2 separate regions of the Homo sapiens genome follow, and region 1 is linked to region 2. The links are chromatin contacts, found by Hi-C or POLR2A ChIA-PET in ENCODE. All regions are on one chromosome and are shown on one strand. The core of a region is the stretch at or near the end of the contact, and the rest is flanking DNA. Distances in the headings are between cores, read along the strand shown. Region 1 has its middle 230 kb from the start of GALR1. Region 2 overlaps ZNF236-DT (ZNF236 divergent transcript).

Evidence for each region. A loop is a pair of places that touch in the nucleus more often than their neighbours do. ChIA-PET counts read pairs that join two places held with the same protein, here RNA polymerase II (POLR2A). Pooled maps may share reads with other maps.
Region 1: a loop to region 2 is called in a map of PC-9, with 6 times the contacts of the local background. The contact joins two enhancer-like sites. A Hi-C loop is called at or near these places in 3 of 168 maps with a recorded cell type or tissue (B cell, CD4-positive, alpha-beta memory T cell and PC-9) and 8 of 50 pooled maps. POLR2A ChIA-PET finds 5 or more read pairs at or near these places in 1 of 52 experiments (Panc1).

The regions. Positions count from the first base shown.
Region 1 is chr18:77,475,883-77,480,708 of GRCh38, reverse strand. No RefSeq gene overlaps it. Among named protein-coding and RNA genes, the nearest start is that of GALR1, 230 kb to the right of the region's middle. Within about 2 kb of position 1,873, at least 2 of the 41 ENCODE cell types and tissues checked have a DNase peak (open chromatin) inside an H3K27ac peak, as active enhancers do.
Region 2 is chr18:76,800,408-76,805,588 of GRCh38, reverse strand. All of the region lies in intron 2 of ZNF236-DT (ZNF236 divergent transcript), which reads left to right. It also overlaps the pseudogene RNU6-346P. Among named protein-coding and RNA genes, the nearest start is that of ZNF236-DT, 19 kb to the left of the region's middle. RefSeq lists a silencer at 3,264-3,313. Within about 2 kb of position 1,693, at least 3 of the 41 ENCODE cell types and tissues checked have a DNase peak (open chromatin) inside an H3K27ac peak, as active enhancers do.

The DNA.
Region 1 (4,826 bases), core at 624-3,123, 670 kb before region 2:
ATACCATTTGACCCAGCCATCCCTTTACTGGATATATACCCAAAAGATGATAAATCATTCTACTATAAAGACACATGCACATATAGGTTTATTTCGGCACTAGTCACGATAGCAAAGACTTGGAACCAACCCAAATGTCCATGAATAATAGACTGGATAAAGAAAATGTGGCACATATACACCATGGAATACTATACAGCCATAAAAAAGGATGAGTTCATGTCCTTTGCAGGGACATGGGTGAAGCTGGAAACCATCATTCTCAGCAAACTATCACAAGAACAGAGAAACCAACCCCCGGGTGTTCTCACTCATAAGTGGGAGTTGAACAATGAGAACACATAGACGTAGGGAGGGAAACATCACACACCAGGGTCTGTCAGGGGTGGGGGGTTAGGGATAACATTAGTAAAAATACCTAACGTAGGTGACGGGTTGATGGGTGCAGCAAACCACCATCGCACGTGTATACCTATGTAACAAAACTGCACATTCTGCACATGTACCCCAGAACTTAAAGTATAATAATAAAAATTTTTAAAAAAAAGAAAATGCACCAAGAACTAACGCTTTCCTCATACTCCGGTGGCTTTTATCCATGAAAGCCCAGCCTTTCTATTCTTTCTCTGAGCCTTGGAAGGATTTCTTTCTAAGGGAAAGACTTATCTTGCCATGTTCCTCTGAGATTCCCCGCTATTCCTCTGAGATCCCCTGCCATGCCTTCTTTTCCAAGAAGTGAAGTTTTTTCAAATGGTGCATATAACTCAAGTGAAGCCATGATGATATGAACAGTGGTGTTCAAGTTTGTGCATGTTCCTACATTACAACTGCCGCCAAGCCAACAGCAATTGTAAATCGACATCAATTCAAACACACTTTCAAATTTTAAAATCTTAAAATGTGAAAAAAGTGAACATACTAAAATAAATTAAATATAGAAATAATTAACATTTGGAAAACTTATTAAGTGCCAGTCATGTTTCCAAATCCATGATATTTATTAACCAATTGAATTGTAACAATATGCAAACCTGTGTAGTAGACTGTATCACAAATGAAGAACAAGGAGTGCTCCAATAACAGGGCATTTATGCCCAGGCCATCACTACAGTTTGCTGCTTCAGCAAGCACCACCATTGTCAAACACAGGATGAGACTATTGAGGAAAGAATAAGACCTTAGAATAGTCCAAGAAAAGAAAAAAAAAGTTTTTCAAAACAGTTTCCCATAGGGTTGCCATATAAGGTACAGAGCACCCAGTTAAACAAGTATATGCCATACATAGCATGGGATATACTTATATTAAAACATATTATTCATTTCTTTTCTGAAATTCAAATTTAACTGGGTATCTGGTATTTTTACTTCCTAAGTCTGGAAAACCTCCTCCTATGCCAGACCAAAGTGCTTCTTCATACAACTTTACAAAATCTCACTTCCTTTCCAGAGGAGAGGGAGAAGCTCATGGGTTTTCGGCATACATCATACACGGTCTATTTTTACAAGAGTACACACAGCAGTTTTCGTGTGCCAGATATCTTATGTATGTTATTCCTGGTCCTCAGAACAGCCAGACAAGGACAGTACTTCTAGCCACATTTTATAGATGAATGAATTGAAAGAAGTTAAATAATATATTCAAGGTTACACAGAAAACGTGTTAAAACTAATACAGGAACCCTTTTTTATCTGACTGCAGAGGCCCAGCTCTTTGTAGTGAAAGCCATGACTTTGTGCTATATTTTCCATCTTGACTATTCAGAACCATTTATTCCAAGGGGACAAAATTATTGCTTCTGTTTCAGTTCCTGTGAAACAGTGGGGATTATTGCCAAAAGCGGGGAGGGACAGTGTGTGCTCCTGTACTTCCTGTAATCACTATTCCACGGAGACTAGGACTGAGTCACCAACCCGATGTGGATCCACCCCCTACTGGTACATCAACGAAGAGCAAAAAAAGAAATCCATGCTAATTTCACGTGCTAATGGAAAGCCTCATGTACAAATCAATAAGTATGTGTTCTCCACATCCAAGGGGGTAGATCTGTTAAGCCAAAATGTTCACTCTCGGATGACAGAAAATGAAAATAAAGATTTTTCTTCCCATGTTGTTGACTTACAGCCAGATGCAGTCAACATTAACTCAAGTATGGCTCAGGCTATATAATTATCATCTTCAAGATTTCTTGTTTTTTATGTCAGCAAAAGACAGACCACAGACAATCCAGTATGCCTTTAGCAGTTTTTGTAATTCTTTATCACTCAATAATTTAATGTCCTCTTTGGTAACATAATTTGCAATTTGTAAATGAAGAGAATCAGATTCCAAAAACTCACTATATCTAGTAATTCATTTTTGTCTTCTAATTCTAAACACATGCCTGCATTTGGGGAAAAAGAAATGTGAGTATATTTTTTAAAGTTTCTTTTTGTTAAATGGATGGGGCTGAGGGAACTAAGAGAAAAATATGAGTCTTGTAAAAGATCTAGCTGTAAAGCTATAGACTGAGAAAGATTTCGCTGAAAAGCTATAGGCTGAAATTTATGTACCAATATAGGAGTACTCGTTGACACCCATCATTTGAATTGTTTGTTAATTTTGAGAAAAGAGACTCTGCAATGTGAGATTAATTCGAGATAATGTAGTTCCAGTGTCAACAGAGCTTGTATCTTTTTTAAAAAAATAATTTTTATTTCTCCCAGGTTGCTAGTAAGAAGGAAGGGAAAAGTCTCTTGAAGTTTTTTTGGAGTATCCCTATTTTTTTTGTTGCATGCTGTTATTTCCTTTGTTTTAGTTTTTGGCATTTTTTAAGTGTCCGGGTTTTTTGTAGCAATTGTGAAGTGGAAAGTTAGGTCTGTTTTGAGGTTTACTGGGGGGTATTTTGGAGGTCTAGACTAAGTGGATAGTTGTTTTAATTGTAGATTTATAATTTTATTAGTCTTTTTTGTTTGATCTCTCTATCTCTCTCTCTCTCTTTCAGTTAAAAGTAATTGATCAGCAAGGTTAACCAAATTATGAGTCTGAGAAATTGCCCAACTCAGACATTGTTTTTTTATTATTGTCAATTTTTTTATCTACTCTATTTATAAAATTGAAACTGAGAATATCATTTTGATGATTAGCATAACTTTCTTTAGATAATCTTTGTTGTTTGCCAGTATTGTATTTCAATTTTTTTCTTTTACATTTTTGCACATAGAACTTTACAACCAGAAATTATGATTTATTAACAGGTTAAGTAATATTTTTGCTTTAATGTTTCTATGTGGTTTTCATTTTGAAATCTCATTGTTGATACATTTGGATTATATAAAATGGAAAATATCTTCAAATTATATACATGTATATATATATATACACACACATATATATATATTAATTTCCACAGGTTATTGTGGTACAGGTGGTGTTTGGTCACATAAGTAAGTTCTGTAGTGGTGATTTGTGAAATTCTGGCGCACCCATCACCTGAGCAGTATACAATGCACCCTATTTGTAGACTTTTATCCCTCGCCTCTGTCCCATCCTTCCCCTCAATTTCCCAAAATCCATTGTATCATTCTTGTGCCTTTGCATCCTCATAGCTTAGCTCCCACATATCAGTGAGAACATACGATGTTTGGTTTTCCATTCCTGAGTTACTTCACTTAGAATAATAGTCTCCAATTTCAACCCAGTCACTGTGAATACCATTAACTCATTCATTTTTATGGCTGAGTAGTATTCCAGTGTGTGTGTGTGTGTGTGTGTGTGTGTGTGTGTGTGTGTGTTTCTTTATCCACTCTTTGACTGATGGGCATTTGGGTTGGTTCCACAATTTTGCAATTGTGAATTGTGCCACTATAAACATGCATGTGCAAGTATCCTTTTCATATAATGACTCTTTTCCTCTGGGTAGATACCCTGTAGTGGGATTGCTGGATCAAATGGTAGTTCTACCTCTTTTAGTTCTTTAAGGAATCTCCACACTGTTTTCCATAGTGGTTGTACTAGTTTACATTCCCACCAGCTGTGTAAAAGTGTCCCCTGATCACAGCATCTATGCCAACATCTACTGTTTTTTGATTTTTTGATTATGGCCATTCTTGCAGGAGTAAGGTGATATTGCATTGTGGTTTTGATTTGTATTTCCCTGATTATTAGTGATGTTAAGCATTTTTTCATATGTTTGCTGGCCATTTGTATATCTTCTTTTGAAAATTGTCTATTCATGTTCTTAGCCAACTTTTGATGGGATTGTTTCTTTCTTGCTAAAGTTTGAGTTTGTTATAGATTCTGGATATTAGTCCTTTGTCAGATGTATACATCGTGAAGATTTTCTCCCACTCTGAGGGTTGTGTGTTTACTCTCCTGACTGTTCCTTTTGCCGTGCAAAAGGTCTTTAATTTAATTAAGTCCCATCTATTTATCTTTGGTTTTATTGCATTTGCTTTTGGGTTCTTGGTCATGAAATCCTTGCCTAAGCCAATGTCTGGAAGGGTTTTTCCAATGTTATCTTCTAGAATTTTTAATGTTTCAGGTCTTAGATTTAAGTCCTTAATCCAACTTGAGTTGATTTTTGTATAAGGTGAGAGATGAGGATCCAGTTTTATTCTCCTACATGTGGTTAGTCAATTATCCCAGCACCGTTTGTTGAAAAGTGTGTCCTTTCCCCACTTTTATATTTTTGTTTGCTTTGTGGAAGATTAGTTGGCTGTAAGTATTTGGGTTTATTTCTGGGTTCTCTATTCTGTTCCAATGGCCTATCAAAATACCACCATCATTCTTCACAGAATTAGAAAAAACAACTCTAAAATTCATATGGAACCAAAAAAGAGCCCACATA
Region 2 (5,181 bases), core at 444-2,943:
TAGACATTCTCCTAGCGGGATGAGTCCCCCTTTACAGCACTCGGGAAATGCCTGCTCCTCTAGCTGTCTCTGATCCACCTCTCCTGTCTTTCAACTAAGGCCCCCACATGCCAGACCATCGTTGGTGGACCTCGTCACCAGCATGAAGTGGGCTCTTGGAGTTGTCGACTGACTAGTTCACAATTAGTGACTCATAGCATCTCACTCATTTCCTTTTCATCAGTAGGAGGCAGCAGTCTGCACTTTTGCATCACATTTCAAAGACATCTGTGTGTTTGTTCTCGTGCAGAACACTTTGACTATTGTAACCTCTAGGTCCATGAATGACCCTCATCTTCAGTAAAAGTGGATTCACGCTGGCAAAGTCTGCTTTGTTTTATTGTGACACATGGAACATTATGGATTTTGGTGAATAAAAACTAACTTAAATTGAAGTCATTCTTGTAAAATGAAAATACATTTTTCTGCTGTTCTTAACTTTATAATATAGATACATACTATGTCTTATGAAATAGTAAATGGAAAACACGATTCAAAAAGCGCTATTTTGGTAAATAACTTGCATAAAGGGCATATGGACAACACAAGTCCACAACACAATAGACAACAGACAACACAACCTGTTACACAGGCACTCAAGTTCGTCTGCAGATTTGGTTTTCTTTTTTTTTTTTTTTTCACTCCTGATGCCCAGGCTAGAGTGCAATGGCGCGATCTTGGCTCATTGCAACCTCTGCCTCCAGGGTTCAAGCGATTCTCCTGCTTCAGCCTCCCGAGTAACTGGGATTACAGGCATGCACCACCACGCTGGGCTAATTTTGTATTTTTAATAGAAATGGGATTTCTCTGTGTTGGTCAGGCTGGTCTTGAACTCCCAACCTCAGGTGATCCGCCCGCCTTGGCCTCCCAAAGTGCTGGGATTATAGGCGTCAGCCACCAGGCACAGCCTACAGATTTGGTTTTCAATATCACTTGACATGCACAAAGTACGGGTGAACAAGCACTTTTATTCTTTTTTCTTTTTTTCTTTTTTTTTTTTTTCTTTTTGAGATGGAGTCTCGCTCTGTTGCCCAGGCTAGAGTGCAGTGGCGCAATCTTGGCTCACTGCAACCTCTGCCTCCCAGGCTCAAGAGATTCTCCCACCTCAGCCTCCCGAGCAGCTGGGATTAGGACCACCACGCCTGGCTAACTTTTGTATTTTTAGTAGAGACAGGGTTTCACCATGTTGGCCAGGCTGGTCTCAAACTCCTGACCTCAGGTGATCCTCCCGCCTCGGCCTCCCCTCAGCTGGGATTACAGGCGTGAGCCACCGTGCCTGGCCACAAGCACCTTTTTTCTTTATCTCCTATGTTTGAAATTAAAATGAAAAAAATGTATAAACCTTATTTAATTAACAAGTGATGAGTCATTTTTAGTAAATGGACCTAAATACCTTAAGAAAGCCATCAAGTGTCAAATAGAGAGATGTAAGCTACCATGGAGAGCCTTTCGGGACGTATGGAAGGAACCAGTTTGCAATGACAACATGCTGTGGGTGGTGCCTACCTACACTGAAAGATTCGGATGGGTTTTTCAGAGTGCCCTCTTCACTGTCTTCCTTCACCCAGCCCGCCTCCTCTTCCAGGACTCCGACCCACTTTCCTCCTGCGCCCTCTAGTGTCTGTCTGCTTTTCCGTTCCCCCCATTTCTACCTTAGGATTTTTCTGTGCCTTTCATTCATCCTCCGTCTGCGTCTCCCGTGGTACTGACTTCAAAACCCCTGACTGTACCGAAACTCGGTGTGAACGAGGACTGCAGTGCTGCTGGGGATGCATTCTCCATTTGTACTTGAAGAGTTACGTCAAAACCTAAACTGTAGGCCTGACAGATAATGATAATTTGTCTATGGCAAAAACATAAGCTTAACTGCCTATCCTAATATAACAGGAAGCTAAACTATTTATACTGAACTGAATTCTCCTACATTTACAACTCATAAACCTGCAGCTTCCTGGACAGGCAGCAGACACTCCCAAACTCCGCTGTGTCCTAGTATATAATACTTTCGGCCAACCTACATGTGTAACTTACATCATTTTCAGAATATGAATGCTTCAAGTGGCATATTAGACATTAATAATTTAAGCAATGAAATTAACTGATACAGAATATATAGGTAAATAATAAAAGAAGTAATTAAAAATCTTTGTTTCATCAGTTCATATTAGCTATATATGTTCTCAAGTCTCAAAGAAAAGGTATTATTTCAAAGCAACTTAAAAAATATTTAAAAATTAGCACCCTATAGTTCTCATTTAATAAGTTAAATGGGTAATTAATTGGCATTTTATTTCAATAGAAGCTTATTTCAAAAAGCTTTCTACAGAGTTATTTTGTGTAAAATGGTAATTATGCCCACAATTTTCTAAATGAAGCTTGCAGAAAGGGCTCATTTTTGCCATAAACATAATTTTCATTGATGTTTCCCTTAAAGACAAATGTTTCCTTCACTGAAATAGACTTTTGGAAATTGTTTAATTATTTTTACCTTGGCAATTATGTCACCTTCCTTGAATATCCTCATTAATTACATTGCCACTGGTACCTCTGAAGTATTTGGTGTTTTCTTAAGTTCTTTAAGCTCTTTATTTTATTTTATTTTATTTATTTATTTTTTGAGACAGTCTCGCTCTGTCGCTCAGGCTGGAATGCAGCGGCCTGATCCCGGCTCCCTGCAACCTCTGCCTCCCGGGTTCATGTAATTCTCCTGCCTCAGCCTCCGGAGTAGCTGGGATTACAGGCTCGCACCACCAAGCCCGGCTAATTTTGGTATTTTTAGTAGAGACAGGTTTTGCCATGTTGCCCGGGCTGGTCTCAAACTCCTGACTGCAAGTGACCCGCCTGCCTGGGCCTAAGTTCTTTAAGATCTTAATGTAGAGTCTGAAAAGAGGGTTTCAGTCTGGGATTAAGTGCCTTTTTTTTTTTTTTTTTTTTTTTTTGCGACGGAGTCTCCTGCCTCAGCCTCCCTAGTAGCTGGGACTACAGGCGCGCACCACCATGCCCAGCTAAGTTTTTGTATTTTTAGTAGGGATAGGATTTCGCCATGTTGGCCAGGATGTTCTCAAACTCCCAACCTCAGGTGATCCGCCCACCTCGGCCTCCTGAAGTGCTGGGATAACACGTGTGAGCCACCGCTCCCGGCCAAGTGCCAATTACTTAATATTCCTAACTTTTTAACATATCCTAAAATACAACTCCACACCCAAGTTCAGGCGCTCGCGGATGGTCTTTTGTTGGCCGCACTCCTCCCTCCGGCTCTGCTCCAGCCCAGCCCCAGCCTCCTACCCTGGGGGCACCGCTGTCCCGCGGCCGAAGAAGCTGCGCCGCACCGGCCTCTGCCGCCACCTGGCGCCCGGCCGGGGCACGACGCACTGGACACCTTCCTAATAATATGAGCCGCACGCTCCCGTGGGGCACCCCTGACCCTCGCGGCCGCGCGTCTCAGCGCCCCTTCCGTGGGCTGCGGGTCTCACCCCCCAATCCCACTCCCACGTGGGCCCAGGTTCCTTCCGGGTTGAAAGCAGGGAACCTGCAGAGCTCACTCATCCTAAAAACGACCTTAATCCTGCTAGCCTCCAGGAGCCCCGCACCCTGCTCGCCCTGGCCCCGGGGAGGGCACCCCATCCCGCCACCCCACACCCCAGAGCCGACTCAGGGCTAAATCCTCCCCTTAGCTCCGTCAGGGCCCTGAATGACCCCCCCGCACACCCGTGCGCACTTCCCCTGGGCTGGCCTGACCCCCATACCTGCAGCCCCTTCTTTGCCCAGTCCCTCAGCTGCTCTCAAAGCCAGTGTCCTCAAGACTGCGCCTGTCACGGTCGTGCGTGGTCCCCACGCAGTCGGCGCCTAGACCTATCCTACTGGATCGCCCAGAGGCCTCAACGGAAGGCTGTGCTTTCTTTTTTCTTCTTTGGGGGGCGAGGGAGGCAGGGAGAGGGGTCTCGCTCTGTCGCTCAGGCTGGAGTGCTGTGGCGCGATCTCGGCTCACTGCAACCTCTGCCTCCCGGGTTCAAGCAGTTTCCTGCCTCAGCCTCCCAAGTAGCTGGGACTACAGGGCCCCGCCATCACACCCAGCTAATGTTTTTAGAGATGGGGTTTCGTCATGTTGGCTAGGCAGGTCTTGAACTCCTGACCTCAAGTTATCCTCCCGCCTCAGCCTCCCAAAGTGCTGAGATTACAGGCATGAGCCACTGCTCCGGCACTTAAAATCCACTTTTCATTACACATCACAATAGAATTGAGAAATGGTTTGTTCTTGTTATGTAGAATAAGAGATGACACTTCAAAATGATGATTTTTAAAAATTTTCGCTCAGCTCATGGGGCACCCACTTATTGAGCTTTTTATCTTTCCAATTTGCTTCAAATGCCAAACGACCATTGAATGGCCAACGTTGAGTTCTTTGGCAACTTCTCCTGTAGCGTAAGAGGATCAGCTTTGATGACTGCCCTCAATTGATCACTGTCAACTTCTGAAGGCCGGCATCTATTGGCAAAACTTCTCGAACCACCACTGCACTGTGTGTGCCCTAGCAGTTTCTGGGCCAAATGAATTGTTGATGTTGCCAGTTGTCTCTTCTGCATTTTGACCTCAAATAAGAAAATTGCTCAAATTTGCTTTTTGTCTAACATCATTTCCATAGTCTAAAATAAACGTAAAATAAACAGCAAGTAATGTCATTAGCAAAAAAAATAAAGCGAGAAATGCCCGTTAAAATGATGTATGACATATTTATTTAAGAACATATTCCAATATCAAACAGCAAATTCCAACAATGCAAAAACCACAATTACTTTTGCATTCACCTAAAATTGGAACGATACAGAGAAGACTAGCATGGCCCCTTAAAAAAAAATACATAAACTGCAGAAGGGATTATTTTATGTAGTCTAATTTGTTTTGTTTGTTTGTTTAGACCTAAGTATTGGCCAGTTTTTCATCCTTACATTTTTGTGTGTCTGACCTTCATCTGGCATCATCTTCCTTCTGCCTGATATACAGGTATATTTTTTACAAGTTTTCTTAGTGAGGATGTCTAGTGGCAAACACTCATTTTTTTTAACTGAAAATGTCTTTATCTTACCCTAATTCTTTTTTTTTTTTTTTTTTTTTTGAGACTAGATCTCACTCTGTTGCCCAGGT